6 separate regions of the Homo sapiens genome follow, and all the other regions are linked to region 1. A link is an interaction called in ENCODE POLR2A ChIA-PET data of the cell type or tissue named here. Cell type or tissue: Caco-2. All regions are shown on one strand.

What was found. Peaks named below come from ENCODE experiments on the same cell type or tissue, not always from the same donor. Only the 100,000 strongest peaks of a DNase experiment are listed, where the experiment ranks them.
Region 2: POLR2A ChIA-PET joins it to region 1 with 10 read pairs; 3 of 35 experiments call an interaction of 5 or more read pairs at or near these places.
Region 3: POLR2A ChIA-PET joins it to region 1 with 13 read pairs; 2 of 35 experiments call an interaction of 5 or more read pairs at or near these places.
Region 4: POLR2A ChIA-PET joins it to region 1 with 10 read pairs; 2 of 35 experiments call an interaction of 5 or more read pairs at or near these places.
Region 5: POLR2A ChIA-PET joins it to region 1 with 13 read pairs; 8 of 35 experiments call an interaction of 5 or more read pairs at or near these places.
Region 6: POLR2A ChIA-PET joins it to region 1 with 20 read pairs; 2 of 35 experiments call an interaction of 5 or more read pairs at or near these places.

The regions. Positions count from the first base shown.
Region 1 is chr12:7,837,295-7,842,294 of GRCh38, forward strand. All of the region lies in intron 2 of SLC2A14 (solute carrier family 2 member 14), which reads right to left. Among named protein-coding and RNA genes, the nearest start is that of SLC2A14, 33 kb to the right of the region's middle. RefSeq lists enhancers at 2,033-2,706, 4,976-5,000. In Caco-2, no CTCF peak of the experiment used is centred here; DNase peaks (open chromatin) are centred at 2,107 and 2,747; H3K4me3 peaks cover 1,492 bases.
Region 2 is chr12:7,964,521-7,969,520 of GRCh38, forward strand. LOC124902871 (a long non-coding RNA gene) reads right to left here and starts at 2,501. Exons shown (of 2, transcript XR_007063198.1): 1 at 667-2,501; 2 at 1-488. RefSeq lists enhancers at 3,406-4,118, 4,119-4,831. In Caco-2, no CTCF peak of the experiment used is centred here; DNase peaks (open chromatin) are centred at 2,241, 4,311 and 4,651; H3K4me3 peaks cover 1,656 bases.
Region 3 is chr12:7,676,310-7,681,309 of GRCh38, forward strand. No RefSeq gene overlaps it. Among named protein-coding and RNA genes, the nearest start is that of APOBEC1, 13 kb to the left of the region's middle. RefSeq lists an enhancer at 1,134-1,203. In Caco-2, CTCF peaks have their summits at 1,209 (motif pointing right), 2,671 and 2,879; DNase peaks (open chromatin) are centred at 1,282, 1,608 and 2,622.
Region 4 is chr12:7,747,223-7,752,222 of GRCh38, forward strand. CLEC4C (C-type lectin domain family 4 member C) reads right to left here and starts at 153. Exons shown (of 6, transcript NM_001371390.1): 1 at 96-153. The coding sequence starts at 126. RefSeq lists enhancers at 1,929-2,008, 2,029-2,208, 2,389-2,468. In Caco-2, no CTCF peak of the experiment used is centred here; a DNase peak (open chromatin) is centred at 1,889.
Region 5 is chr12:7,888,137-7,893,136 of GRCh38, forward strand. It overlaps a transcript of SLC2A14 not described here and the pseudogene NANOGP1. Among named protein-coding and RNA genes, the nearest start is that of SLC2A14, 18 kb to the left of the region's middle. RefSeq lists a silencer at 2,777-3,071. In Caco-2, no CTCF peak of the experiment used is centred here; DNase peaks (open chromatin) are centred at 2,625 and 3,025; H3K4me3 peaks cover 1,385 bases.
Region 6 is chr12:7,623,084-7,628,083 of GRCh38, forward strand. No RefSeq gene overlaps it. Among named protein-coding and RNA genes, the nearest start is that of APOBEC1, 40 kb to the right of the region's middle. In Caco-2, no CTCF peak of the experiment used is centred here; a DNase peak (open chromatin) is centred at 2,347.

The DNA of each region.
Region 1 (5,000 bases):
AGCTGAAAAGATATTTTAAAAACTGTAATAAAATAAATGTAAGATAAAGTAATAAAAGATGGTTAACATGGGCCAGGCGCAGTGGCTCACACTTGTAATCTTTGGGAGGCCAAGGCAGGAGGATCACCTGAAGTTGGGAGTTCAAGACCAGCCTGACCAACATGGAGAAACAACATCTCTACTAAAAATACAAAACTAGCCAGCCATAGTGGCGCAAGCCTGTAATCCCAGCTACTTTGGAGGCTGAGGCAAGAGAATCTCTTGAACCTGGGGGCGGAGGTTGCAGTCAGCCGAGCTTGCACCATTGCACTCCAACTTGGGCAACAAGAGTGAAACTTCGTCTCAAAAAAAAAAAAAAAAAAGATGGTTCACATGGTAACCATTTTTCTTCTTTTTTTTTTTTTGAGATGAAGTCTCACTCTGGCTGGGATTACTGGCATACACCACCACGACTGGCTAATTTTTTATTTTTATTTTTTTCGAGATGGAGTCTCACTCTGTTGTCCAGGCTAGAGTGCAGTAGCACAGTCTTGGCTCACTGCAACCTCCACCTCCTGCGTTCAAGCAATTCTCCTGTCTCAGCCTCCCAAATAGCTGGGACTACAGGTGCACGCCACCACGCCTGGTTAATTGTTGTGTTTTTAGTAGAGGTGGGGTTTTACCATATTGGTCAGTCTGGTCTTGAATTCCTGACCTCAGATGATCCACCCACCTCGGCCTCCCAAAGTGCTGGGATTATAGGTGTGAGCCACCATGCCCAGCCTACCTTTTTTGTTGTTGTTATGTGTTTTTACCACAATTTTTTTTTTTCGAGACAGAATCTCGCTCTGTCACCCATGCAGGAGTGCAGTGCCGAGATCTTGGCTTACTGCAACCTCCACCTCCCACGTTCAAGTGATTCTCCTGCCTCAGCCTCCAGAGTAGCTGGGACTACAGGCGCCTGCCACCATGCCTGGTTAATTTCTGCATTTTTAGTAGAGACAGGGTTTCACCATATTGGCCAGGCTGGTCTTGAACTCCTGACCTTGCGATCCACCTGCCTCGGCCTCCCAAAGTGCTGGGATTACAGGTGTGAGCCAACGTGCCCGGTCCACAATTTTTTTTAAAAAATGGAATTTGCCTTACTAGAATTTTGAACTTGGAAGACCAGGTACCCCTTTCTTCTTTCTTATTTCCCCCATTTCCCCCTTTTGCAATGGGAATGTCTAGCCTATGCCTGTCCCACAATTATATTATGAAAGCACATAACTTGTCTGGTTTCCCAGGCTCAGTTTGGAAAAAAATTTGCCTCAGGATTAATCATACCTCTTTTCTCACCCATACCAAATTTAGATGATATTCAGATGAAATTTTGGATTTGGAACTCATGCTGGAATGGGTTAAGACTTTAGGGCCTACAGGGATAGAGATAAATGTATTTTGGATGTGAGGACATACATTTTGGGGGGCCAGAGGGCAAAGTGTTATGGACTAAATTGTGTCCTAAAATTCATATGTTGAAGCCCTAACCCCTAGTAACTTAGAATGGAACTGTATTTGGAGATGGAGCCTTTAAGGAGGTAATTAAGATTACATGAAGTCACTAGGGTGGGGCTCTAGTCCAATAGGACAGGTGTCCTTATGAGAAGAGGAAGAGGCATTAGGCCTGTGAATAGAGAAAAGGCCATGTGAAGACACTGAGAAGACAGCCATCTGCTACTGAAGGGAGAGGTCTCAGGAGAAACTAAGCCTGCTGGCACCTTGATCTTGGATGTCCAGCATCTAGAACTTTGAGAAAACAAATTCCTGTTGTTTAAGCCACCTGTTTGTGGTATTTTGTTATGGCAGCCTTAGCAGACAATAAATATATACTGTCAAGTAATAAGGGAGCATTTTGAAGAAGAAAATATCAAGGTAAGGCGATAAAGGGTTGGGGCTGGGGAAGATTAAGATAGAGTGGTTAGGGTTCCTCTCTCAGTAGAGATGATACTTGCACAGAAACCTGAATCACACGAGAAAGTCAACCTTGGGAGTATCTGAAAACAGCATTTCAAACAGAAGGCATTTCAAACGCAGACACCAAAAGGAGGACTCGTGCTTGGCAGGGTGTCAAAAGGCGGATTTGGCAGGAGTGGAGTGAAGCGGGGGCAGAGTGGCAGGAGAAATGATGTTGAAGACAGCTAGGAGTCTGCTCATGCAGGACGCTGTAAGCAGTCATGAACGTTCTGGTTTATATTCCGAATGTGACAGACAGCCAGGAAGCTACGAAGCCATTTTAGTTTTTTGAGCAGAAGCATGACATCAGTTGATTCGTGTTTTTAAAAAAGTATGTGCTGTTGAATGGAGAAGATGCTGAAGGAGGGTGCTGTGGTTTAAATGTGTGTTCCCTCCAAAATTAATGCAGAAACTTAATCCTAATTGTAGTGATATTAAGAGGCAGGACCTTTTGGGAAGTGACTGAGTCATGAGGGCTCTGCCTCCATGGAGGGAGTAATACCCATACAGAAGGGGCTTCGGAGGCCAGGCTCGATGGCTCATGCCTGTAATCTCAGCACTTTTGGAGGTCAAGGCGGGAGGATCGCTTGAGTCCAGGAGTTCTTATTTCCCCCTTTTGGACCAGCCTGGGCGACACAAGGAGACCCTGTCTCTACAAAAAAAAAAAAAAAAAAAAAAAAAAAAATACAAAAAATTAGTGAGGCATGGTGGTTTGCACTTGTAGTCCCAGCTACTCGGGTGGCTGAGGTGGGAGGATCACTTGAGCCCGGGAGGTCAAGCCTGCAGTGAGCTATGATTGCACCACTGAACTCCAGCCTGGGAGACAGAGCCAGACCCTGTCTCAAAAAAAAAAAAAAAAAGTGCGGTGGGGGGACTTCAGAGAGTTTGCTCCTTTTTTTTTTTTTTTTTTTTTTTTTTGCCCTTCTGCCTTCCACCATGTGAGGACACATCACTCGTCCCCCTAATGAGGACGGAGCAACAGTCGCCATCTTAGAAGCAGAGAGCTGCCCTCACCAAACATCAAACCTGCGGGTACCTTGAACTTCCCAGCATTCAGAACTGTGAGAAATACATTTCTACTGTTTATAGATTACTCAGTTTTGTTTTTGTTTTTGTTTTTGTTTTTTTGAGACAGAATTTCGCTCTTGTCGCCTAGTCTGGAGTGCAATGGCGTGATTTCGGCTCACTGCAACCTCCGCCTCCTGGGTTCAAGCGATTCTCCTGCCTCAGCCTCCAGAGTAGCTGGGACTACAGGCACCCGCCACCACACCCACACCCAGCTAATTTTTGTATTTTTAGTAGAGACAGGGTTTCACCATGTTGGTCAGGCTGGTCTCAAACTCCTAACCTCAGGTGATCCGCCCACCTGGGCCTCCCAAGGTGCTGGGATTACGGGCGTGAGGCACTGCGCCTTGCCTGTGTTGTTTTGTTATAGCAGCATGAACAAACTTAGACAGAGGGTAGGGATAGGAGCATAGAGTGGGTTGCTGTTGGATTTGAAATATATTTTCAAGGTGCAACCTACTGGCGGTCTAGACGTTGAGCACAAAAGAAAAAAAGGAGTCAAGAATGATCCTAAAGGTTTTGGCTGGAGCAACTGGAGAACTGGAGTTGCCATTTACCTCAGTCAGGAAAGCAGACAGAGACCTGAGGGTCAAATCAAGACTTTTATTTTAGATGCGCTAAGTCGGCGATGATGCTAGGGTAATGCACTAAAAATAGTGTTCCCTTTCTCTTTCATCCCAGAGGCCGGGAACATAAAGATAAAAAACATGTTCCTCCCTTTAAGTTCTCATGGTGGTGAAGCGGATGGAGAGAGACATATAAACAAGTGTTTCGCTTTGTTTTTTAATTAATAGGATTTATTGGGGGTGGGCAGTTTTAGGTTTACAGAAAAATTGAGCAGAAAGTACACAGAGTTCCCATGTACTCCCTTAACACCCCTAATACTAACATTTGCATTAGTGTGATACATCTCTTATATTATTATCATTATTATTTATTGTTATTATTTTTTTCTTGCACTCTGTCACCCAGGCTGGAGTTCAGTGCCATGATCTCGGCTCACTGCAACCTCCACCTCCCACGTTTAAGCGATTCTCCTGCCTCAGCCTCCCAAGCAGCTGGGATTACAGGCACCCATCACCATGCCCGGCTAATTTTTGTATTTTTAGTAGAGACGGGGTTTTGCCATGTTGGCCAGGCTGGTGTTGAACTCCTGACCTCAGAAGATCTGCCTGACTTGGCCTTCCAAAGTGCTAGGATTACAGGCGTGAGCCAGCTCGCCGAGCCACATCTGTCATGTTAATAATTGATGGGCTAATATTGATATATTATTATTACATAAAGTCCATAGTTTATATTCAAGTTCATTCTTTGTGTTGTATATTCTATAGGTTTGATAAATGTATGATATCATACGGAACAGCTTTACTGCCCTAAAAATCCCATGTTCCAGGCTGGGTGCAGTGGCTAACGCCTGTAATCCCAGAACTTTGGGAGGCCAAGGTGGGCAGATCACGAGGTCAGGAGTTCGACACCAGCCCAACCAACATGGTGAAACCCCATCTCTACTAAAAATATAAAATTAGCCGGGCGTAGTGGTGCATGCTTGTAATCCCAATTACTCAGGAGGCTGAGGCAGGAGAATTGACTGAACCCAGGAGGCAGAGGTTACAGTGAGCCGAGATTGCACCATTGCACTCCAGCCTGGGCAACAAGAGCGAAACTCTGTCTCAAAAGAAAAAAAAAAAAAAGATCCCATGTTCCACCTCCCTTCCCTACTCCTCCAACCCCTGGCAATCACTGATCTTTTTGCTGTCTTTTTGCATAGTTTTGCCTTTTCCAGAATGTCATACAGTTGGAGTCATACATTATGTAGCCTTTTCAGATTGGCTTATTTCACTTAGTGATATTCATTGAAGGTCCCTGCATGTCTTTTCGTGGCTCATTTCTTTTTATCACTGGATAATATTCCATTATTTGGATGCACCACAGTTTATCCCTTCACCTACTGAAGGACATCT
Region 2 (5,000 bases), 130 kb after region 1:
CAGATATTAAAATACCTAAATCCCCAGTGGCCGCTTTGAACATAGTGCTACCCTCCATATTACTAGAAAGAGGAAAATTCAAGACTGGATTAGAGAAATGGCTAATGAAAGATGGGCTGACAGCTAATCTTAAATTCAACTCTCCCTTTTTTCCATAGCTTCATGGTCATTTTCTGTGATCCAAAAAGGTGGTGAAAAGACTGCATTTGGCCAGGCGTGAGGGCTAATGCCTGTAACCCCAGCACTTTGAGAGGATGAGGCGGGCGGATCACTTGAGGTCAGGACTTCGAGACCAGCCTGGCCAACATGGTGAAATCCCGTCTCTATTAAAATACAATATTAGCCGGGCATGGTGACGCATGCCTGTAATCCAAGCTACTCAGGAGGAAGCTAAGGCAGGAGAATTGCTTAAACCCAGGAGGCAGAGGTTGCAGTGAGCCGAGATCAGGCCACTGTACTCCAGCCTGGCAACAAGAGCGAAACTCCATCTGAAAAAAGAAAAAAAAAAACACAAAAATTACCACTATCATCACCCATCTACCTAATGAAGTGTGGGTGAAGAAAACAGATGTGGAGAACAGCGCAGGAATAATAACTTTAGTGGAATTAGTCCCTGAATAAACCATTATAAATAGAATACATTTAGCTGGGCGTGGTGGCACGCACCTGTAGTCCCAGCTACTCGGGAGGCTGAGGCAGGAGAATCGCTTGAATCCGGGAGGCGGAGCTTGCAGTGAGCTGAGATCGTGCCACTGCACTCCAGCCTGGGCAACAGAGTGAGACTCCAGCTCAAAAAATAAAATAAAATAAAATAAATAGAATACATTATTAAACATAAATTACTAACTTGTTTATCCTATACTGACTGTTATCATGGATAGATCCTGAGTCATATTTCTAAATACATTATGGGAGCCTGTAATAAAAAAGTCACATCCTACATGACGCTTTAAAGTCCTGTGTAGTTTTATAATATGATTGTTTTAGTTCATTTATTCACAAATTCAGATTTTAGTGTGGCACAATAGGTGTGTTTAAAGCAGAACGTGCTTGAACTTTGTAATGATTGTCCTTCTACAAGATGCTGGACGCTGTTCTAAAGACACATATGTCATATGGTAAACATGTCTAAACAAAGTCCTACAAAGTTTATTTATTTATTTTTAAAATAAATATGTCTTTTGTTTTGTTTTTTTGAGATAGGGTCTCACTTTGTCACCCAGGCTGGAGTGCAGTGGTGCAGTCACAGCTCATGCAGCCTCACCTCCTGGCCTCAGGTGATCCTCCTGCCTCAGCTCTCTATTACTCCATTTTCACACTGCTATAAAGAACTACCTGAGGCCGGCCGGGCACGGTGGCTCACACTTGTAATCCCAGCACTTTGGGAGGCCGAGGCGGGCGGATCACCTGAGGTCAGGAGTTCGAGACCAGCCTGGCCAAAATGGTGAAACCCCCGTCTCTACTTAAAATACAAAAATTAGCCGGGCATGGTGGCAGGCGCCTATAATCCCAGCTACTCGGGAGGCTGAGGCAGGAGAATTGCTTGAACCCGGGAGGCGGAGGTTGCAGTGAGCCGAGATCGCGCCATTGTACTCCAGCTTGGGGGACAAGAGTGAGACTTCGTCTGAAAAAACAACAACAGCAACAAAACAACAACAACAAAGAACTACGTGAGGCTGAGTGCAGTGGCTCATGCCTATGATCCCAGCAGTTTGGGAGGTCAAGGTGGGTGGATCACCTGAGGTCAGTTCAACACCAATCTGGCCAACATGGTGAATGAAACTCCATCTCTACTAAATATACAAAAATTAGCTGGGCGTGGTGGCGCATGCTTGTAATCCTAGCTACTTGGGAAGCTGAGGCAGGAGAATGGCTTGAATCTAGGAAGCCGAGGTTGCAGTAGCTGAGATCACACCATGGCACTCCAGCCTGGGCAACAGAGCAAGACTCTGTCTCAAAAAAAAAAAAATAATAACTACCTGTGACTGGGTAATTTATAAAGGAAAAAGCTTGGTAGGGTGTGGTGGCTCACGCCTATAATCCTAGCAATTCGGGAGGCCGAGTTGGGCTGATCACGAGGTCAGGAGTTCGAGACCAGCCTGGCTAACGTGGTGAAACCCCATCTCTACTGAAAATACAAAAATTAGCCGGGCGTGGTGGCAAGCATGTGTAATCACAGCTCCTCTGGAGGCTGAGGCAGGAGAATTGCTTAAACCCGGGGGCGGAGGTTGCAGTGAGCCGAGATCACGCCACTCCGCTCCAGCCTGGGCGACAGAGGGAGACTCTGGAAAAAAAAAAAAAAAGCTTTAATTGACTCACAGTTTCACATGGGTGGGGATGCCTCAGGAAACTTACAATCATGGTGAAATGGGAAGCAGGGCACGTCTTACATTGCAGCAGGAGAGGTGGCAGAGGGCAGGGGGGAGACCACCACACACCTTTCAACTATCAGATCTTTTTTTTTTTCTTTTCTTTTTTTTTTTGAGACGGAGTCTTGCTCTGTCGCCCAGGCTGGAGTGCAGTGGCGCGATCTCGGCTCAATGCAAGCTCTGCCTCCCGGGTTCACGCCATTCTCCTGCCTCAGCCTCCCGAGTAGCTGGGACCACAGGTGCCCGCCATCACGCCCGGCTAATTTTTTGTATTTTTAGTAGAGACGGGGTTTCACCGTGTTAGCCAGGATGGTCTCGATCTCCTGGCCTCATGATCCACCCGCCTCGGCCTCCCAAAGTGCTGGGATTACAGGCTTGAGCCACCGCGCCCAGCCGAACCATCAGATCTTGTTAGAACTCACTCATTATCACTAGAACAGCATGGAGGAAACTGTCCAAATGATCCAATCACTTCCCACCAGGACCCTCCCTTAACAGGTGGGGGTTACAATTTGGGATGATGTTTGTGTGGGGAAACGGAGCCAAACCATATCAGCCTCACAAGTAGCTGGGACCACAAGCCTATGCCACTTATGCTGCACTAATAATTTTTAACATTATTTGTAGAGATGAGGTCTTGATACATCGTCCAGGCTGGACTCGAGTTCTTGAGCTCAAGTGATCCTTCCATCTCAGCCTCCCAAAGTGCTGAGATTAGAGGCTTGAGCCACCAGGCCCAGCCTATTTAATGTTTTGTTTTTTTAAAATTTATTAGAAAAAAAATTTTTTTTTTGAGACAGAGTCTTGCTCTGTCACCCAGGCTAGAGTGCAATGGTGCGATCTCGGCTCACAGCAACTTCCACCTCCTGGATTCCAGTGATTCTCCTGCCTCAGCCTCCCGAGTAGCTGGGATTACAGATGCCCACCACCACGCCTGGCTAATTTTTGTATTTTTAGTAGAGACGGGGTTTCATCTTGTTGGCCAGGCTGGTCTCAAACTCCTGACCTCACAGGTGATCCACCCGCCTCGGCCTCCAAAGTACTGAAATTATAGGCGTGAGCCACTGCGCCCGGACTAATGTTTTAGTTTTTTAAAGATAGAGATTGGCGTCTCACTATATTGCCCAAGCTAGTCTCAAACTTGTAGGCTCAAGCAATCCTCCCACCTGGGCAAAGATTACAGGTGGGAACCACTGTTCCTGGCTGAAAGTTTATGTTAAGTGTCATGAAGGGGCACTACCAAGTGCATAAAAAATAAAATACAGGCTGGGAGCGGTGGTCCACACCTGTAATCCTACCGCTTTGGAAGGCTGAGGCAGGAGGATAGCTTGAGTCCATGAGTTCAAAACCAGCCAATCCTATCTCAAAACAAGCAAACAAAGCTGGGCATGGTGATGTGTGTCTGTAATTCTAGCTACTCTGAAGGCAGAGGCAGGAAGGATCCCTTGAGCCTAGATGTTAGAGGCCAGCCTGAGCAACCTAGCGCAACACTGATTCTACAAAAAATAAAATACAGGCTGGCCGCGGTGGCTCACGCCTGTAATCTCAGCACTTTCGGAGGCCAAGGCGGGCCGATCACCTGAGGTCGGGAATTCCAAAACAGCCTGACCAACATGGAGAAACCCCATCTCTACTAAAAACACAAAATTAGCCGCCAGGCACCGTGGCTCACGCTTGTAATCCCAGCACTTTGGGAGGCTGAGGCGGGTGGATTACGAGGTCAGAAGTTTGAGACCAGCCTGGCCAATATGGTGAAACCCCGTCTCCACTAAAAATACAAAAAAAAATTATCTGGGCGTGCTGGCACGCGCCTGTAGTCCCAGCTGCTTGGGAGGGTGAGGCAGGAGAATCGGTTGAACCCGGGAGGCGGAGGCTGCAGTGAGCCGAGATGGTGCCACTGCACTCCAGCCTGGGCAACAGAGCAAGATTCCGTCTCAAAAAAAAAAAAAAAAAAAAAAAAAATTAGCCAGGAGTGGTTGTGCATGCCTGCAATCCCAGCGACTCCGGAGTCTGAGGCAGGATAATCGATTGAACCCGGGAGGCGTAGGTTGCAGTAAACCTAGATCGCGCCACTGCACTCCAGCCTGGGCAATAAGAGCGAAACTCCGTCTCTAAAAAATAAAAATAAAATAAAATAAAATACAAATTTAGTCCCAAGACAGTTGTGCCCATAGTCCCAACTATTGTCCCAGGTATTCAGGAAGCTGGGACAATAGCTGGTATTCAGGAAGGTGGGAGGGTTGTTTCAACCCAGGAGTCTGAGGCTGCAGTGAAGCCGTGATCGCTCTGCTACACTCCAGTCTGGGCAACAGGGTGAGACCCTGTGTCAAAAGAAAAAAAACTACATAATACATAAATACAACGCCATGATATATAAATCACGTTGTTTTTTGTTTGTTTTGTTTTGCTTTTGAGACGGAGTCTCACTCTGTCTCCCAGGCTGGAGTGCAATGGTGCGATCTCGGCTCACTGCAACCTCCACCTCCTGGGTTTAAGCGATTCTCCTGCCTTAGACTCCCGAGTAGCTGGGACTACAGGTGCCTGCCACCACACCCAGCTAATTTTTGTATTTTTAGTAGAGACAGGGTTTCACCATGTTGACCAAGCTGGTCTTTGAACTCGTAATCTCAA
Region 3 (5,000 bases), 160 kb before region 1:
CAATTCTCTTCCAGGAAATGCTTTTGAGTGTGTATGGGGTTTTTTTGTTTGTTTGTTTGTTTTTTTAATTAAACAATTAATTGCAGTAAGGCAAACAAAAGTGAAATAAGTGGCCGGGCGCGGTGGCTCACGCCTATAATCCCAGCACTTTGGGAGGCCGAGGCGGGCGGATCACGAGGTCAGGAGATCGAGACCATCCTGGCTAACACGGTGAAACCCGGTCTCTACTAAAAATACAAAAAATTAGCTGGGCGTGGTGGCGGGCGCCTGTGGTCCCAGCTACTCGGGAGGATGAGGCAGGAGAATGGCGTGAACCCAGGAGGCAGAGCTTGTAGTGAGCCGAGACCGCACCACTGCACTCCAGCCTGGGTGACAGAGCAAGACTCCATCTCAAAAAAAAAAAAAAAAAGTGAAATAAATGTTCTAAGGAAAATCAGGGGGTTGTCTTCCCTAAGGCAAAAAATAATTCAGTACCACAGGGAAGTAACATGACTAGAATTGGGGTTTTTTTAATTTATGTTTTATTTTTTGAGACAAGGTCTTACTCTGTCACCAGGCTGGAGTGCAGTGGTGCAATGAAAGCTCATCATAAGCTCAAACTCCTAGGCTCAAGTGATTTTTCTCTCCTCCTCCGCCTCCCAAGTAGTTGGGACTATAGGTGCTCAACACTGTACAAGCTTATTTTATTTTTTTAATTGTTTTAGTAAAGGCGAGGTCTCGTTATGTTGCCCAGGCTGATCTGAACTCCTGGGCTCAAGCAGTCCTCCTGCCTGGGCCTCCCAAAGTGCTGGGCGTGCACCACAGCACCTGGTCCAGAATCGGGTTTTCAAAGAACCACCACAGCTGCAGTGTAGGGAATAGGTTAAAGGGCAATTGTCGTAACAAACCTGCCATAGATACATGGAAATAGAAAAAGCTGGAGTGGGAAATAGGTTACTTAAAAGGAATTGAATACTGCAAAAGAGTTCGTGTGTACTCACACACACAAAATCATAAACAGAGACAAAAGTAAAAATACCTGACTCAAGAGGAGTGTGCCTTTCATCGTCCCATAGTTTATCCATGCAGCCACTGAAATTATATGCAAAACATTTTGTGTTTATGTGCATTATTTTCTGGGGGAGTGTCTACATGTTTTATCAGGTTCTTAATGGGTCCTTCAATCCCCCAGACGTAAGGGTTTTCATAGATTTGCTTTTCCCCATTTAAGTCAGCAGAGGGCAGAAAAACAATAGAATTAGTAGAGCCAACCACAACACAGAAATTGCTCAAACTCCTCCAGTCCCTCTCAGTTTCTGCCATCTGTTTCCTGCCTTTGCTCTAGATAAAATTCCCTGACATCTCCCTCTGTCAAAATACTACTATCTCTGAATAACCATATCAAGATAAGCAGACCTTCTTCTTCTTCTTTTTTTTCTTTTTTTTTGAGACGGAGTCTTGCTGTCACCCAGGCTGGAGTGCAATGGCGCCATCTCGGCTCACTGCAACCTCTACCTCCCGAGTTCAAGCGATTCTCCTGCCTCAGCCTCCCCAGTAGCTGAGACTACAGGCGCCCGCCAACACGCCTGGCTAATTTTTGTATGTTTAGTAGAGGCAGGGTTTCAGCGTGTTGGTCAGGCTAGTCTTGAAATCCTGGCCTCAGGTAACCCATCCCCCTTGGCCTCCCAAAGTGCTGGGATTAGAAGCGTGAGCCACTGCGTCCTACCTCTTCTTTTATTTAGTTGGACTCAGTCTTTAATTTGCATTTTTCTTTTTTTAAATCATCTTTCCGGAAGAATTTAATTTTCTCATTTCTGTTTACACCTGCGGTAGTTATCATATTCTCTTTCACAACTGATATTGTTTTAATTACTATTGTTCCAGGAGACCTTGAACAATTACCCCATGAGGAGCCTAAAGCTCCCATATCACTTACCATATAATTATTGTATATTATTTACTTTTTGAAAGATGAAAATAGGGCCGGGCCCGGTGGCTCACAGCTGTAATCCCAGCACTTTGGGACTCCGAGGCTGGTGGATCACTTCAGGTCAGGAGTTCGAGACCAGCCTGGCCAGCAAGGCGAAACCCTGTCTTTACTAAAAATACAATAATTAGCCGGGTGTGGTGTCACGCCTGTAATTCCAGCTACTCGGGAGGCTGAGGTTCGAGAATCGCTTGAACTCGTGAGGCAGAGGTTGCAGTGAGCCCAGATCAAGCCACTGCACTCCAGCCTGGGCAACAGAGTGAGACTCTGTCTCAAAAAAAATGGAGGAGGAGGAGGAAATAGTTTGTGGCTAAAACAATTCTCAAGTAAGTTTCACTATCTCAGAAAGATAAATTTTACATTATCGCAACAGGGTAATAATGATTGCAGTGATAAATTTTTGATCAGAAAGAATTGCCCCTACTCTTGTTATTTAATGCTTTTTGTTATTAAAAGAGAGAAGAAAGAATCTATCTGTCCATCAAACCCACTTGAATATATATGTATATATGTATGCATGTGTGTTTGTATATATGTGTGTCTGTGTGATATACTTTTTTTTTTTTTTTTTTTAGACAGAGTCTTGCTCTGTTTTCTAGGCTAGAGTGCAGTGGCGCAATCACAGCTCACTGCAGCCTTCGACTCCCAGGCTCAAGTGATCCTCCCATCTCAGATGCGGCTGTAGTCCCAGTCTAGGACTACAGGGCGTGCCACCACACCCGACTAATTTTTTTTTTTTTCGGTAGAGATGGGATGTCCCTGTGTTGCCCAGGCTAGTCTCAAACTCCTGGGCGCAAGAGATCCTTCCGCCTCAGCCTTTCAAAGTGCTGAGATTACAGACTCATGCCTGTAATGTAAAGGAAAAATACAAAAATTAGCTGGGCATGGTGGCACGTGCCTGTAATCTCAGCTACTCAGGAGGCTGACGCAGGAGGATTGCTTGAACCCAGGAGGCAGAGGTTGCAGTGAGCTGAGATGGTGCCACTGCACCCCAGCCTGGGCGTGCACAGCCACTGTGCCCGGACCTAAAGGAATGCATTTATGTTTGCATGTATTGAAGAAAACCTAGAGCTAAACAGTAGCTGATGTGGTAAAAATAGATTTTATTCAGGGCGATTGCAATAGGGGAAAAGGGGCCTAGTTTAGAGTGGGCTTAATTCCAAATACAACAAGGAAAAATGGGTATGAAAGTATGAAGTGCCAAAGACCAGTAATTTTCCAATCTCTGACGGAAAACTTTCATCTCTGATGGAAAATTACTACGAAAAAAACATCAGGAGTAAGGGGGGATTCTGGCTAAATCAACCTAACAGAATTCTTTCTTTTTTTTTTTTTTCAGACTAGAATTCTTGCTGAAGACAAGCCAAGGTGATCAGACATCACCTGGGGGCAATGCAGGATGAGGAATTTGGTCACTTAATGACAGTGATCCTATATCAAGTTTGGGAATTCTTGCCAGAACTGAACACAGAAGCCCAAGGTCAAGCTGAGTAGAAAAGCAAGCTCAGAAGAGCCCCACCAAAGTTTGGTCCAGGAGAAAATCTCGGCATATGCAATCACTGACAGTGCTTTCTGACCTACGAAGAGTGGGAAAAAACAACAGAACATACCCCTTTCCTGTTGAAACAGGTGCCTGTTTTCAGTCAAAACTCTCGTCAAAAGTCAACAGATTCAAATATTTAAAGACACATGCTCCAAATATTCCACTCAAAAACAAAGCACAGAAACCACTGCGATAAAAGTTAAAGTGCTCAATATCATTTTGAGGAGAGAATAAAATGTTGAGAAAACAATCCTGCAACCACCCCTGGTGTACTGATGTTTATGCTCCATTGCTTTTTTGTTTTATGTAATTTTAATTTTTTCATTTATTATTATTATTATTATTATTATTATTATTATTATTATTATTATTATTATTTTGAGACAGGGCGTCATTCTATCACCCAAGTTGGATGGAGTGCAGAGGTGCAATCTCGGCTTACTGCAACCTCCACCTCCCAGGCTCAAGCAATGCTCCCGCCTTACCACAGGCCCACTTGTTCACACCCAGCAAATTTTTTTTTTTTTTTTTCAGAAATGGGGTTTTACCATGCTGCCCAGACTGGTCTCGAACTCCTGACCTCAAGTGAACTGCCCGCCTCGGCCTCCCAAATTGCTGGGATTATAGGCGTGAACCTATATGAGTCCCTTCATTTCATAAAAATGAATCCCTTTATTTTTAATTTTTTAGAGATTTTAATTTCTTGCTATGTTGCCCAGGATGGAGTGGAGCTCCTGGCATCAAGTGATCCTCCCCCTCAGCCTCCTGAGTAGCTGATAGCATGCCACTGAGCCTGGCTTGTTTTATTTTATTTACTTATTTATTTTTAGGCTAGTCGAGTGAAGCAGTGGGAGTGGATAAGGAGAAAAGATTGTTTTATTTTAAAAGAAACAAAAATTGCCGGGCATGGTGGTTCACACTTGTAATCCCAGCACTTTGGGGGGCTGAGGTGGGTGGATCACTAGGTCAGGAGTCTGAACCAGCCTGACCAATATGGTGAAAACCCATGTCTAATAAAAATACAAAAATTAGCTGGGCATGGTGGCACATGCCTGTAATCTCAGCTACTCAGGAGGCTGATGCAGGAGGATTGCTTGAACCCAGGAGGCAGAGGTTGCAGTGAGCTGAGATGGTGCCACTGCACCCCAGCCTGAGCGACAGAGAGAGACTCTGTCTCAAAAAAAAAAAAAAAAGAAAAAAGTCCGGGTGTGGTGGTTCACACCTGTAATCCCAGCATTTTGGGAGGCTGAGATGGGCGGATCACCTGAGGTCAGGAGTTCGAGACCAGCCTGATCAACATGGAGAAAACCTGTCTCTAGTAAAAACACAAAAAAATTAGCCAGGCGTGGTGGTGCATGCCTGTAATCCCAGCTACTTGGGAGACTGAGGCAGGAGAATCGCTTGAACCCAGGAAGCGGAGGTTGCGGTGAGTTGAGATCATGCCATTGCACTCCAGCCTGGGCAACAAGAGCGAAATGCCTTCTCACAATA
Region 4 (5,000 bases), 90 kb before region 1:
TCTTCTTCCAAAGTCATCCCTATCACCTCAATGCCTGTTTCCCACTCCATCCTGCTCCTACTACCTTCCCTAGAACTGAGAAGATGAGTGCTTACCTCGGTCTTGAGGCTCTTCTTCAGGCACCATTGTGTGTGCGCACACCCTTTGGACTTCCTCTATCAGGTGGGTGCAGAAGCTCTTGTATCACTTTCTCCAAAGATGTTACTTTCGGGGTGTGGTTCTTTCAAACAAGCCAAGCCCTTAGATCCTTCTTCGCCTACTCTTGCAAAGGAAGAGATGTGACTTAGGAGACTCTGCAGTGAGCTAAAGCTTTCAATTTAAAACATACATCATGTTCAGAAATAAGGAAACACAAACAAGGAAATCGAGAAATACATGAAAAACAGTTCATGGTTGCAGGTCTGATTGTCTTTTTTTTTTTTTTTTTTTTTTTTTTCTAGACAGGGTCTCACTCTGCCACCCAGGCTGGAGTATAGTGGTGCAATCTCAGCTCACTACTACCTCTGCCTCGCGGGTTCAAGCGATTCTCCTGCCTCAGCCTCCCGAGCAGCTGGGACTACAGGCATGTGCCACCATGCCCAGCTAATTTTTGTATTTTTAGTAGTGACAGGGTTTCATCATACTGGCCAGGCTTGTCTCGAACTCCTGACCTCCTGCCGTTGCACTCCAGCCTGGGCAACAAGAGCAAAACTCCATCTCCAAAAAAAAAAAAAAAAAAGCCTCTTTCATTTGTAAATTGCCCAGTCTCAGGTATGTCTTTATCAGCAGTATGAAAACGGACTAATACAGCCTCCCAAAGTCCTGGGGTTACCGTTGTGAGCCACCACGTGCCCGGCCACTGCTGAGTAATCTTAAATAGAGAAAATCCATTATAGCCTATGCTACTCAAATGGAGATGTTTGGTTGAAGGATGGTTACAACTACTGGTGAAATAGACACTGAGAAAGAAAGAACCTAGGTATTCCAGAATCTTCCCAGAGTTCAACTGAGATTTAATTGTAGAGTAGTGAGAAAAAAGTTTTGAGCTGGGCACGGTGGCTCATGCCTATAATCCCAGCACTTTGGGAAGCTGAGGTGGGCGGATCACGAGGTCAAGAGATCGAGACCATCCTGGCCAACATGGTGAAACCCCGTTTCTACTAAAAATACAAAAATTAGCCAGGTGTGGTGGTGCATGCCTGTAGTCCCAGCTACTCAGGAGGCTGAGGCAGGAAAATTGCTTGAACCCGGGAGGCGGAGCTTACAGTGAGCCGAGATCGTGCCACTGCACTCCACCCTGGGTGACAGAGCAAGACTCAGTCTCAAAAAAAAAAAAGTTTTGAGTTAGCAGCCATCCTTTGAGATATTTTAGGACCCAGACCAATGAGATCCTTTCTAAGCTGTATACTTGCTGAAACAACTTAAAGTCCTGTTTGGTCTCTTGTCTACCTCCCATTTACAGTTCCCTGAACCTCCCTCTGCCCCTGCCTCAGGGGTTCTCCCTGTTGCTTTCCTCTGTCTTGGATTAAAATGTAGAGTATGAGGGTATTCCTTTGAGTATACAATGCTGAGAAGAAAGGAGCAAAGGCAAAAATGAGAAAAATAATTTAAAATAGAACAAATTATAAAAGCAGAAAGAATGACAAATTATTTTCTCAGAAGAAAAGCAGAATTGCATGTAGGCCCAGCTCAGGTGACATCCCAGCAGAATGCTTTGAGTATGACCAGAGTATTGCAAAAGCTACAGCTGAAGAGGATAAATCTAGATAAGAATTGGTAGATGGTTTGCTCACTACTTCTTCCCCCGGTTGGTGAGGGAGGGAGTCCCAACCCAGGGTTATGGGTGGCTGGACACACAACACCCGACACTGGACAGATAAGACTGACAGCAGTTCAGCTGCATGTACTCACGGCCTGAGGCAGGAGGGCACCGCACACCATGCAGGGTCAGACAGAGGTTGCACTTGGGAGCAGGGTGACTGTGGGAGGCAGGATCTGCTGTAACAAGAGGGTGAGGTGGCCCCTTGGCTCTTGAGGGAGGATGGGATTGGCTTCTTTAAAGAATTTTGTGGCCAGGTGTAGTGGCTCGTGCCTATAATCTCAGCACTTTGGGAGGCTGAGGTGGGCGGATTGCTTCAGGCCAGGAGTTCAAGACTAGCCTGGCCAACATAGTGAAACCCCATCTCTACTAAAAATCCAAAAAATTAGCCAAGCATGGTGGCACACGTCTGTAATTTCGGCTACTCAGGAGGCTGAGGCACGAGAATCACTGGAATTTGGGAGGCAGGGATTGCAGTGAGCCGTAATCGTACCACTTCACTCCAGCCTGGGTGACAGAGTGAGATTCTGTGTCAACGAAAAAAAAAAGAGAAAAAAAAGATTTTGTGGGCCTTCAGGGAAGTGAAATCTATTAGCTTGAGGACCAGGTGGAGTGCAGCTGGCCCAGCTGAGATGGAAACTGGCTGAGTGAGAAACAGAAATATTTTTTTTTTTTGAGATGGAGTCTTTCTCTGGTCACCTAGGCTGGAGTGAGTGCAGTGGCTAAATCTTGGCTCACTGCAACCTCCACCTCCCGGGTTTAAGCAATTCTCCTGCCTCAGCATCCCGAGTAGCTGGGACTACAGGCATGCGCCACCACGACTGTCTAATTTTGTATTTTTAGTAGAGACAGGGTTTCTCCATGTTGGTCAGACTGGTCTTGAACTCCCAACCTCAGGTGATCCGCCCACCTCAGCCACCCAAAGTGCTGGGATTACAGGTGTGAGCCACAATGCCTGGCCATTTTTTGTTTTTGAGACAGGATATCAGTCTGTTGCCCAGACTGAAGTGCAGTGTCTCGACCTTCACTCACTGTAGCCTTGACCTCCTGGGATCAAGTGATCCTCCCACCTCAGCCTCCCGAGTAACTGGGACTATAGATACACGTCATTACACCTGGGGATCTTTTAAATTTTTTTTGTAGAGACAGGGTCTCGCTATGTTATTTCCCAGGCTGATCTCGAACACCTGGGCTCAGGTGATCCTCTTGCCTTGGTCTCCCAAAGTGCTAGGATTACAGATGTAAACCAGCATGCCTGGCCGGTGATGCTCTTTTAACATGAGTACCCAGTGTTTGGAATCAGGACAGGGCATCAGTTAGGTTTTGCTGTATAATCAATTAACTTAAAACTTAAAATACACAGCTATTCAATTAGTTCATAGTTCCCGAGAGTCAGCAATTTGGGCTGAACACCACTGGGTGATTCTGGTTTGGATTGGATCGGATCGGTTCCATCTCAGCTGAGCTCACTCTGCAATAAGCTGGTGGGCTGGGTGGGGCTGGCTGATTCACGTCTCTCTTTGGTCATCCTCTAGCGGATTAGCCTGGATTTACGTACATTGTGGCAGGAGGATTCCAGTAGTAGCAAGAAAACAAACCCTATTGTGTACATGCTTTTAAAAACCTGTGTGCCAGGAAATCACCAAATCACTCCAGCTATAACATTAAAAGACAACCACTCTCTTCCACTTAAAACTTATTGGCTGGCCACAATGCCTCACACCTGTAATCCCAGCACTTTGTGGGGCAAAGGCAGGAGGATTACTTGAGGCCTGGGCAACATAGTGAGACCTTCTCTCTACCAAAAAAAAAAAAACAAACAAACAAACAAACAAAAATTAGCCAGGTATGGTAGCATGTACCTGTAGTCCCAACTACTTGAGGGGCTGAGGTGGGAGAATCACCTGAGCCTTAGAGATCAGGGCTGCAGTGAGCTATAATCAAGCCACGGTGCTCCAGCCTGAGTGACAAAGACCCTACCTCTAAGATAAAATAAAAACCAAGAAGAAAAAGAAACCTCCCCAATATGTCAGTATTTACGCCTTCAGAAAAAGATTTCTATGTGAATAATGTTATATATTTGCAACATATTATCAAGCAAAGAAACCAGTAAGAGGCCAGGCACAGTGGCTCACACCTGTAATCCCAGCACTTTGGAAGTGTGTGGCAGGTGGATCACCTGAAGTCAGGAGCTTAAGACCAGGCTGCCCAACATGATGAAACCCCATCTCTGCTAAAAATACAAAAATTAGCTTAGTGTGGTGGCACTAGCCTGTAATCCTAGCTACTCAGGAGGCTGAAGCAGGAGAATCACTTGAACCCAAAGGCAGAGATTGCAATGAGCCGAGATCGTGTGTCCAGAATTGATAGGTTCTTGGTCTCACTGACTTCAAGAATGAAACCACGTACCCTCGCGGTGTTACAGCTTTTAAGATGGCACGTCTAGAGTTACTCGTTTCTCTCGGCGAGCTTGTGGTCTTGCTAGCTTCAGGAGTGAAGCTACAGACTTCCGCGGTATCACAGCTCATAAAAGAACCGTGGACCCAAACAGCGAAAGAACAAAGCTTGCACAGCACAGAAAGCAACTCGCAACCGGTTGCAACTGCTAGCTCGGGCAGCCTGCTTTTATTCTCTTATCTGGCCCCACCCACGTCCTGCTGATTGGTAGAGCCGAGTGGTCTGTTTTGACAGTGCGCTGATTGGTGCGTTTACAAACCTTGAGCTAGACATAAAGGTTCTCCACGTCCCCGTCAGATCAGTTAGATACAGAGTATCCACATAAAGGTTCTCCAAGGCCCCACCAGAGCAGCTAGATACAGAGTGTCGATTGGTGCATTCACAAACTGAGCTAGACACAGGGTGTTGATTGGTGTGTTTACAAACCTTGAGCTAGATACAGAGTGCCTATTGGTGTATTTACAATCCCTGAGCTAGACATAAAGGTTCTCCACGGCCCCACCAGACTCAGGAGCCCAGCTGGCTTCACCCAGTGGATCACTGCACTGGGGCTGCAGGTGGAGCTGCCTGCCAGTCCGCGCCCTTGCGCCCGCACTCCTCAGCCCTTGGGTGGTCGATGGGACTGGGCGCCTTGGAGCAGGGGGTGGCGCTCATCGGGGAGGCTCGGCCGCACAGGAGCCCATGGCGGGGGAGAGGTGGGAGGCTCAGGCTTGGCGGGCTGCAGGTCCCGAGCCCTGCCCCGCGA
Region 5 (5,000 bases), 51 kb after region 1:
CCTTAATGCAGTGTCCCCCTCCCTATCCTCCATTTGATTCTTCATTATAGCACTTAGGAAAGGTCAACTGCAGCTTCGGTTGGCACACATGCCAAATGTGAACCTACCCTTTTGGCAAGAGAAACAGGTAATCTCCACCCCAGCAGTCCTGTGACACAAGCAGTAATGAAAGAAATAAAGAAATGCACGTTTTTAAAAAGCATAATCATTTTTTGACACTCTGCTGGTTCACCAAGCCCTTGTTCATGTGCTGATCAAAAACGCACTCAATGGTGGAAAACAGAAGCATGCAAAAGCAATACGATTACAAGAAAGATGCCATTGAATTCTAGATATATTTTGAAGGCATAGTTGACAAAGATGTCTTTAAGATTTTGGACTGGCCGGGTGCAGTGGCTCACACCTGTAATCCTAGCACTTTGGGAGGCCGAGGTTGGCAGATCACAAGGTCAAGAGATCGAGACCATCCTGGCCAACATGGTGAAACCCCGTCTCTACTAAAAATACAAAAATTAGCCAGGCGTGGTGGTGCATGCCTGTAGTCTCAGCTGCTCCGGAGGCTGAGGCAGGAGAATCACTTGAACCTGGGAGGTAGAGGTTGCAGTGAGCTGAGATCGTGCCACTGCACTCTAGCCTGGGCAACAGAGCAAGACTCCGTCTCAAAAAAAAAAAAAAAAAAGAAAAAAGGAATATCAGGAGAATATAGACTAATTAGAAGAGATTTAATTTAAAGCTTACAGTCCTTTTCTACCTATGGTCACCTACTTACTTCTCAGGTCTCTGGACTCTAATTTCCAATGACCAATTTGACACTCCATCTCTATATAAACCAAGATGATCAAATATATACATACACAGGTATCAGGCCTTGGGCTAGATATAATTAAGATGGCTACAATATGGACAAGACAGTGCCTCATGCATATTAATGTTACAGGAAAAGGGTCCTGATCCAGACCCCAGGAGGGTTCTTGAGCACAAGAAATAATTCAGGGCAAGTCCACAAGGCAAAGTGAAAGCAACTTTATTAAGAAAGTAAAGGAATAAAAGAAAGGCTACTCCATAGACAGAGTAGCCCAGAGGGCTGCTGGTTGCCCTTTTTTTTTTTTTTTTTAAGACTGAGTTTCGCTCTTGTTGTCTAGGCTGGGGTGCAATGGTGTGATCTCAGCTCACTCCAACCTCTGCCTCCCGGATTCAAGCAATTCTCCTGACTCAGCCTCTCAAGTAGCTGAGAGATTACAGGCATGCACCATCACGCCCGGCTAATTTTGTATTTTTAGTAGAGACGGGTTTCTCCATGTTGGTCAGGCTGTTCTCGAACTCCTGACCTCAGGTGATACACCACCTCGGCCTCCCAAAGTGCTGGGATTACAGGCGTGAGCCACCGTGCCTGACCTGGTTCCCCCTTTTTTTTTTGAGATGGAGTTTTGCTCTTGTTGCCCAGGCTGGAGTGCAGGGGTGCAATCTCGGCTCACTGCAACCTCTGCCTCCCAGGTTCAAGCGATTCTCCTGCTTCAGCCTCCCAAGTAGGTGGGATTACAGGTATACGCCACCACGCCCGGCTAATTTTTGTATTTTTAGTAGAGACAGGGTTCCATTATATTGGTCAGGCTGGTCTCGAACTCCTGACCTCAGGTGATCCACCCGCCTTGGCCTCCCAAAGTGCTGGGATTACAGGCATGAGCCTGGTCGTCTGGTTGCCCATTTTTATGGTTATTACTTGATGATATGCTAAACAACGGGTGGATTATTCATTCCTCCCCTTTTCGGAGCATATAGGGTAACTTCCCCAGGTTGCCTTGGCATTCCTAAACTGTCATGGCGCTGATGGGAGTGTAGCAGTGAGGACTACCAGAGGTCACTCTCGCCACCATTTTGGTTTTGGTAGGTTTTGGCTGGCTCCTTTACTGCAACCTGTTTTATCAGCAAGGTCTTTATGACCTGTATTTTGTGCTGACCTCCTATCTCATCCTATGACTTAGAACATCTTAACCATCTGGGAATGCAGCCCAGTAGGTTTCAGCCTCATTTTACCCAGCTCCTATTGAAGATGGAGTCGTTCTGGTTCACACAGCTCTGATAGTAATCTGCTCACTAAGTGTTAGTTGCCGTGTTCTCTGCCACAACTCCCTCCTGTTGCACCCCTGCCTTTGAGTCCTGCTAAACAACAGTATTGGAACCCATCATTTTCTCTCATGCCTTTACCCAAACTGTTAATTTTCTGCAATTCCCTTCTCTCCACATTTTTCCTTCTCAGATCACTGAAGATCGTCCAGTCTTCCCTGCCCATCCCTTCCCGACCCCATCCTCCATTATTTGTACTCTCTTAGCATCCAGTGCACTTTTTTCAGTACTTATCACACAACATTATAATTGTTTTTTTGGTTTATTTTGATCAACTCTACTAAATTGTTAGCTCATTTTAACACGCCCTTATGCCAGCCTAGTCCAACAAATCTGAAGTCAGACAGGTTCCTAAACCTCAACTTTATTCAAATTGCTTTCCTTGGCAAAGAACATAGTAAGTTGGCCTTCCAGCCACCAACCCCCTTCCCTTTGGTCTTTCACTCCGGAGGCTCTTACCCTAGACGCAATGGGACAGGGAGCGGGGGATGGGGGAATTCAGCTCAGGCTTTTATGCAAAGTCCCCCTTCAGCAAAGAACAAAGCTTCTGGTACCTGCCCTTTGGACAGCTGCGGGCAAGCTCAGCCTCGGTGAGTCTTGGTGGCCTTGACAGCCCCCACTTAACACACTGTGCTGATTAAGAGAGACAGGAGGGCAAGTTTTTCCCTTTTTTAAAGAAATCATCCTCGACATGGACTACCTGCCTTGAAGCATGATCTATCTAGTTCCACTTACCTCCTCCCCGACGCCCCCATTCTGACTCTTCTCCAGAGTGGAGGTCTGAGAAGAAAAAAAGAAATGCCGCATTTCATCTCCTTGTTTCACACCCAGGAGTACTTCTACTCTCAACAGTTGGAGTCTTTGCATTGTGAACAAAAGTCAGGTTGTGTGGGAGCAAAGCCAGCTGCTCCCAGTGCAGACCCAGGAGCAGAGTGCAGAGGAGAATGAGTCAGAGTTGTGTCTTCAAAAATTACGTAATTGCGATTTGCTAAGAGTTTACTTTCTGTTTGGGAAATTGGAAAAGAGAAAGAAATCTTACTTTTATTTCTTTTTTTTTTGTTTTTTTCGAGACAGGGTCTCACTGTCACCCAGACTGGAGTGCAGTGGCACAATCTCGGCTCACTGCAACCTCTGCCTCCTGGGTTCAAGCGACTTTCCTGCCTCAGCCCCGCCGAGTAGCTGGGATTACAGGCGTGTGCCACTACAGCCCGGTTAATTTTTTTGTATATTTTAGTAGAGACGGGGTTTCACCATGTTGGCCAGGCTGATCTCGAACTCCTGACCTCAGAGTTATTCGCCCACCTCGGCCTCCCAAAGTGCTGGGATTATAGGCGTGAACCTTCGCACCTGGCCAGGTTTCTTGAATGTTAGGTTTGGGAATAGAAAGGAAAATGGAAAACTTTAGACTTTTTTTTTTTTTTTTTTTGAGATGGAGTCTCACTCTGTCCCCCAGGCTAGAGTGCAGTGGCATGATCTCAGCTCACTGCAACCTCTGCCTCCCGGGTTCAAGCAATCTTCCTGCCTCAGCCTCCTGAGTAGCTGGGACTACAGGTCCGTGCTACCACACCCAGCTAATTTTTTGTATTTTTAGTAGAGACGGGGTTTCATCGTGTTAGCCAGGATGGTCTCCATCTCCTGACCTCGTGATCCGCCCGCCTTGGCCTCCCAAAGTGCTGGGATTACAGGCGTGAACGACAGCACCCAGCTACTTTAGACTATTTATGTCCATAAATGTTAGTGCTGGAACCCAACTCTAAAAACTTTATTCCTTTGGAAAACATACCTCCCTCTCACCTCAAACAAACAAACAAACCCAAACACACAAGATGGGCATGGGGTAATGTTGAAAGACATGACAATATCATCATTCCTGATTTAAAAGTTGGAAACGTGGTGAACCTAGAAGTATTTGTTGCTGGGTTTGTCTTCAGGTTCTGTTGCTCGGTTTTCTAGTTCCCCACCTAGTCTGGGTTACTCTGCAGCTACTTTTGCATTACAATGGCCTTGGTGAGACTGGTAGACGGGATTAACTGAGAATTCACAAGGGTGGGGGGGTGTCCCCCCCAGGAGGGGTGGGTCTAAGGGTGATAGAGCCTTCATTATAAATCTAAAGACTCCAGGACTTTAGCATTTTTCTGGACTGAGCTGGTTTCCTCCTGTTATTGTGGAGGCGACTCACTTCATCACAACTTCTTGATACTTTTGCTGCTGGAGGTCATATTTCTCTAAGATCTTCCAGAAAAAAGTCTTAAAGCCATCTTAGCCTTTTTTCCAGTCCAGCTCTTAAATTTTTCCCACTCTTCTCCAATAATGACATGAGTGTGGATCCAGCTTGTCCATAAAGCCTGCCTTGCTCCAAAGCATCTGACTGTAAAGACTGGTCACCTATACCTGTGATTTGTGGGCCTGAAGAAAACCATCCATCCTTGCAAATGTCTTCTGCTGAGATGCCTCACACAGAGACTGGTAAGAAAGAAATTTATCCTTGAAAGAAAGGCCAAGTTCCTTAAGAGAAAAGGGAAGGAGAGAGGGTTAAGGGATCATTTCACTCTTGAGCAATAATACCCCATTACTATAAGCAAGTGTTAATATCACCTAATCCTCTGAAAAAACCCCTGTTTCAATTGTAACTTGGTGGCACCTGCCCTTTGAACTATATCCCAGGTCTCAGGAGTGTGCACTGAGTTGAAGGACACAGAATTCGGCAGTTGAACAGTATGCAGTAAATTTGAGAACCTATGGGCTTAGGCATGGTGGAAACAAAAATGTATCATTGGCCGGGCGTGGTGGCTTACGCCTGTAATCCCAGCACTTTGGGAGGCCGAGGTGGGCGGATCACGAGGTCAGGAGATCGAGACCATCCTGGCTAACACGGT
Region 6 (5,000 bases), 210 kb before region 1:
CACTACTAAAAAAGCTTTAAAGGTATCTCTCGTAAGGGGAGAAGTTTTGCAATTCAGATGTCTATGAAGGGCTTATATGCAGAATATATAAATGATTCCTACAGGTAATAAAAAAAGATAAACAACTTAGAAAAAATTGGGCAAGATACTTGAACAGATATGTCACAAAAAGTGATTTTCCAATAACCAAAGAGCATTTGAAAATTGCTCAATTTCATTAATCATCAAAGAAAACTCAAATGTTATATAACTACATCCCACTATAATGGCTAAAATGAAAAATACCTGAAAATTCCAAGTGTCAGTGAGGATGTGGAGCAAATAGATTTCTCAGGCTTGAGGGAGTATAACTAATACTGAGAGGTGAAACCAGCTGGACATCCTGGGTGAGTAGGGATTTGGAGAACTTTTCTGTCTTACAAGAGGATTGTAAAATGCACCAATCAGCACTCTGTAGCTAGGATTGTAAAACGCACCAATCGGCGCTCTGTAGCTAGGATTGTAAAACGCACCAATCAGCGCTCTGTAGCTAGCTAGAGGTTTGTAAAATGAACCAATCAGCAGGACATGGGTGGGGACAAATAAGGAAATAAAAGCTGGCCACCACCCGCCAGCAGTGGCAACCTGCTTGGGTCCCCTTCCGATGCTGTGGAAACTTCGTTCTTTCGCTCTTCACAATAAATCTTGCTGCTGCTCACTCTTTGGGTCCATGCCACCTTTAAGAGATGTAACATTTACCGTGAAGGTCTGTGGCTTCATTCTTGAGGTCAGCGAGACCACGAACCCACCAGAAGGAACCAATTCCATACACAAGACATCAAAAGACATGTACAAAATAGCCATAACAGTTTTATTTATAATAGCGCCAAACTAGAAAACACCAGCAGTAAAGTGAATAAATGAAATGTGGTCTATTCACACAATGGAGTGCAATATAGTAATGAGAATGAAAAAACTACAACCACAGCCAACAATATTATACATGGATCTCACAAACAATATATAAAATAAAAAATCCAACAGAGAGGATTATATCCTTTATAATTCTATTTATATGGATTTCCAAAGTACACTGGAAACGGTATTGTTAGATGTTTACCTACTGGTTATGTGATGGAGGATGGTAACTGAAAGAATGTACAAATGGGATTGGGGGTGTCAGCAATGTTTTTTCTTGACCTGGATGACAATTACATGAGTGTGTTCAATCTATGAAAGGTGTAGAAAAGAACAATGTAATTGTATGGTTTTTCGTATGCACTCAAACTTCAAAAACAACTTCAAAGTGTACTAAAAATTCTACTGAAGAAACTAGAAAAATAGGTTTAAGTAACCTAGAATGTGAGAAATATTTCAGTGTCTGAATGGATCCCACCTCCCCTTCAATTTTACTTTCAAGGCATTTCCCTTTCCGAAGTTGAGCAGCAGCTAAAATTCTTTCATGCCCTTGGTAGAAAATGTAAGGCTTCAGGCTCTGTGGAATCCTCACAGAGATAATTGATGCAACATTGTCATTTCTCTGGGTTAATGAGAGTTTATTATTTTCAGAAGGCTCTGGGGCAAGGATGAAGCATAGTGAATTGTAAAGTAACTGTGACTCACAGGGAGAGGGAGAACCCTGCTCCCTGTGAGCATGGCTTGTTCCTTCTGCTTCAACCCATCTGAAGAGGATTGTCGCAGATTGGATTTTTCAGAAGCAGATGCTAAAACAAAGTGGCATTTATTCCTAAAAAATAAATGTTTTTAGGAATTAACACCTTGGAAAGAAAGCAGAGTCGGGGAATGATGAGACAACAAAATGTGATACGAGAAGAATTTGAACTGTGATCCAGGCACAACAGAGACCAAGCTGAGTATCTGGACCGAACTGAGGGTCAGGCTGCTATTTCTCATGGCCCAATAACAAGATGATAATGTACTGGGGAGGAAGAGAGTTTTTATCTCTGTAACCAATTATAAGGAAAAGGCCCAGAAATTTTCGCCAGACCAACTCAAAATTACAAAGTTTTCCAGAGTTCATAGACCTTCTAAGCTATATGTCTACATGTAAATGTGCATTCATCTAAAGACATAAGTGATTAACTTCTTTTAATCTATAACTAAGGTCTGAGTCCTGATGACCTTCCTCTGGAGCCTCAGTAAATTTGCTTAATCTAAATGAGTCTAGATGCTGGGGTGATTACCCTTATCTTGTCTCCTGCTAAATCACAAAGGTTTGGGGAGTTCCTTCAGACTTCCAATAGACATGTTTAATCATGCTTTAAGGTTCGGGAAAGGCCTAGGCAAAACTCTTGCTGGGCTTTTGTTACATTCCAACCTGTGTATAAGAGCACTGGCTTTTAATAGTTAACCACTCTGAAACAGTTGTTATGGAGGCCTGCATTAGTGAGACCTGGCCTGCCACAAAGCCATCTTGGTAGGGAGGGCTGCAGGTGCTGACTGAGTATTTCAATAATAAATTTTTCTTTTTTTTTTCTTCTTTTGAGACGGAGTCTCCCTCTGTCACCCAGGCTGGAGTGCAATGGCATGATCTCGGCTCACTGCAACCTCCGCCTCCCAGGTTCAAGCGATTCTCCTGCCTCAGCCTCCTAAGTGGCTGGGAGTACAGGCGCACACCACCAGACCTGGCTAATCTTTTGGTATTTTAGTAGAGACAGTGTTTTGCCATGTTGGCCAGGCTGGTCTCGAACTCCTGACCTCAGGTGATCCATCCACCTCAGCCTCCCAGAGTGCTGGGATTACAGGCATGCCTAGCCATAAATTGTTCTGATGATGTATTTCTGGTTTATGGAAAGGAAAAAAAAATTACAGGAGCCACAGAGATCACAGTAAGTATGATGGCGGGGGGAAAGAGCTACTCTTCGCACCATCAGAAGTATAATTCAAGGCAATAACTGTCTCATTTTCTGCCCTCAGAGCTGTGTTTGCTACTTAAAATATCTGTGAACCAATGAAAATTTCAAATGAGCAGCAGGATGTAAAGCAAATGAGAAATTTAAGCTGTGCTCCCAGAAGGCAATTATTATTAAATATATGTACCACAGCATTATCATCATCATACACATGAAATCAATTATCACCCTAAGCAACCACAATTTCAGTTACCTTATTTTCCTTAGGAAGTCTACCATCACTTACCAGATTTTTACCTAAATGAATTATTATTCATGTCAAAGAACAATAGTTTATTATACCAACATTTGTAGCTATCATAGCTTTACTTAGTTTATATTTTTATGTCTGACTGATTTACTCTACACCACTTAAAATATTGCCAACAACCAACAACATAAAAACAAAATGCCAGGTGAAGAATACAAACAAAATAGCCTTTCTATCTCCACTTAGGATATTATCAATCTTTTCTTTCCCCCTTGCACGAATATTTTTAGCATTGGATCAGGAATTTAGGTTAGCCAGAACAACAACCCTCAAAGTCTTAAGCAAGTATATCATACTTAATTCCTGAAAAATAAGGACTGTAAAACTTTATCCCACATTAATTGAATGAAAATTAAACACTTTTATTAAGCTAAAACCTCATTAGACTAGTAGGCTCCAGCCCCATGGTACCACTCTGCATTTAAACAATAAGAAATTTTTAGTTATTCCTCCTCCTTGCCAGTATGTGGTATTGTAAAGTCTTTTTATTTTAGCTATTCTAATCATTGTGTATTGGTATTTGGTTGTGGTTTTAATTTGCATTTCTCTAATGACTAGTGATGTTAATTTCAGGTGCCTATTTTCTATCTGAGTATCTTCCCTGGGGAAGTATCTGTTCAAATCTTTTTGCCTATTGTTTACTCTTTAAAATTGAGTTATGAGAGTTCTTTATGTATTCTAGATACAAACTTATTAACTATATGATGTGCAATTATTTTCTTCCAGACTATGGCTAGCCTTCCAATCTTTTAATGGTCTTTTGAAGAAGTAAAGTTTTTAATTTTCATAATATCTACCTTATTAGTTTGTCCTTTGGTGTTGGTCTTATGTCCAAGAACTCTTTGCTTACCCAAGGTGACAAAGATTTTTCTTTTAAATTTTCTTCTTCCTAGTGTTGGTGATGAGAAATTGGAAGTCAATATAATTGTATTTCCTTTGAGTATTATGTGTTTTTCCACTCTGAAGTTTAGATGAAGATTTATGTTTTAGCTAAATCCTGAAAATTTCTCATTTATTGTTGTTATAATTATTATTGATTGTACTCTACTCCATTTAATATTTCTATAACTTGGATGCATATTGAAATTTCTGTATATGTATCCTCCGTATCTCTTTTATATTCTTTGTCATTATTCCCCTTTTACTGTATTTTGGGAGAATTACTTATTTAGGTCTCTCGGGTCAAAATTTTTCTGGCATTATCCATTCTGTTCTTCACCTACTATCTTAAGGATTTTCTTTCTATTTTCATAGGGCAAACTTTTATTTTTATAATCTATGGCTTTTAAAATTAATAAAATATCGTTTAGTCTCTCTTTGAATATATTACTTATACTTCTTTTCTATATCTTCTCTGTTTTTTAAAACATGTTTCCTTGAGTGTAAAGTATTTCATTTGTTGTACTTACTGTTTTCATGGTCTTGCAAACCAAAAATGAAGATTTCTTCCTTCTCAGGGGAATCAAGGAAGAAGCCTCTCACTCAATTATGAGCCCCCAAAGCTGAAATTCTATTTAAGCCATTCCCTGAATTTTCTACATGAGAAAACAAATTATTTTCATGTGCCATATCACTACCAAAAATAAATATTAAATACAGTTCCATTATGTACATGGTGTGTTAGTGCTCTTCAACATTTAATAATCTACTACTACTGTACATAATCATATGAATGCATATATGTAATTGTACGTGGAAGAATATACCCCATGCATGTCAAGTGCAAGTGCCTGGGCCAGGCAATTTCCAAAGCACCTCTTCAGGTAGTCAGTTTCCATCCTGGGCCCAAGTTCAATTTCCAGGTTTTTTTTGTTATGGTTTGGTTTTTGGGTTTTTTA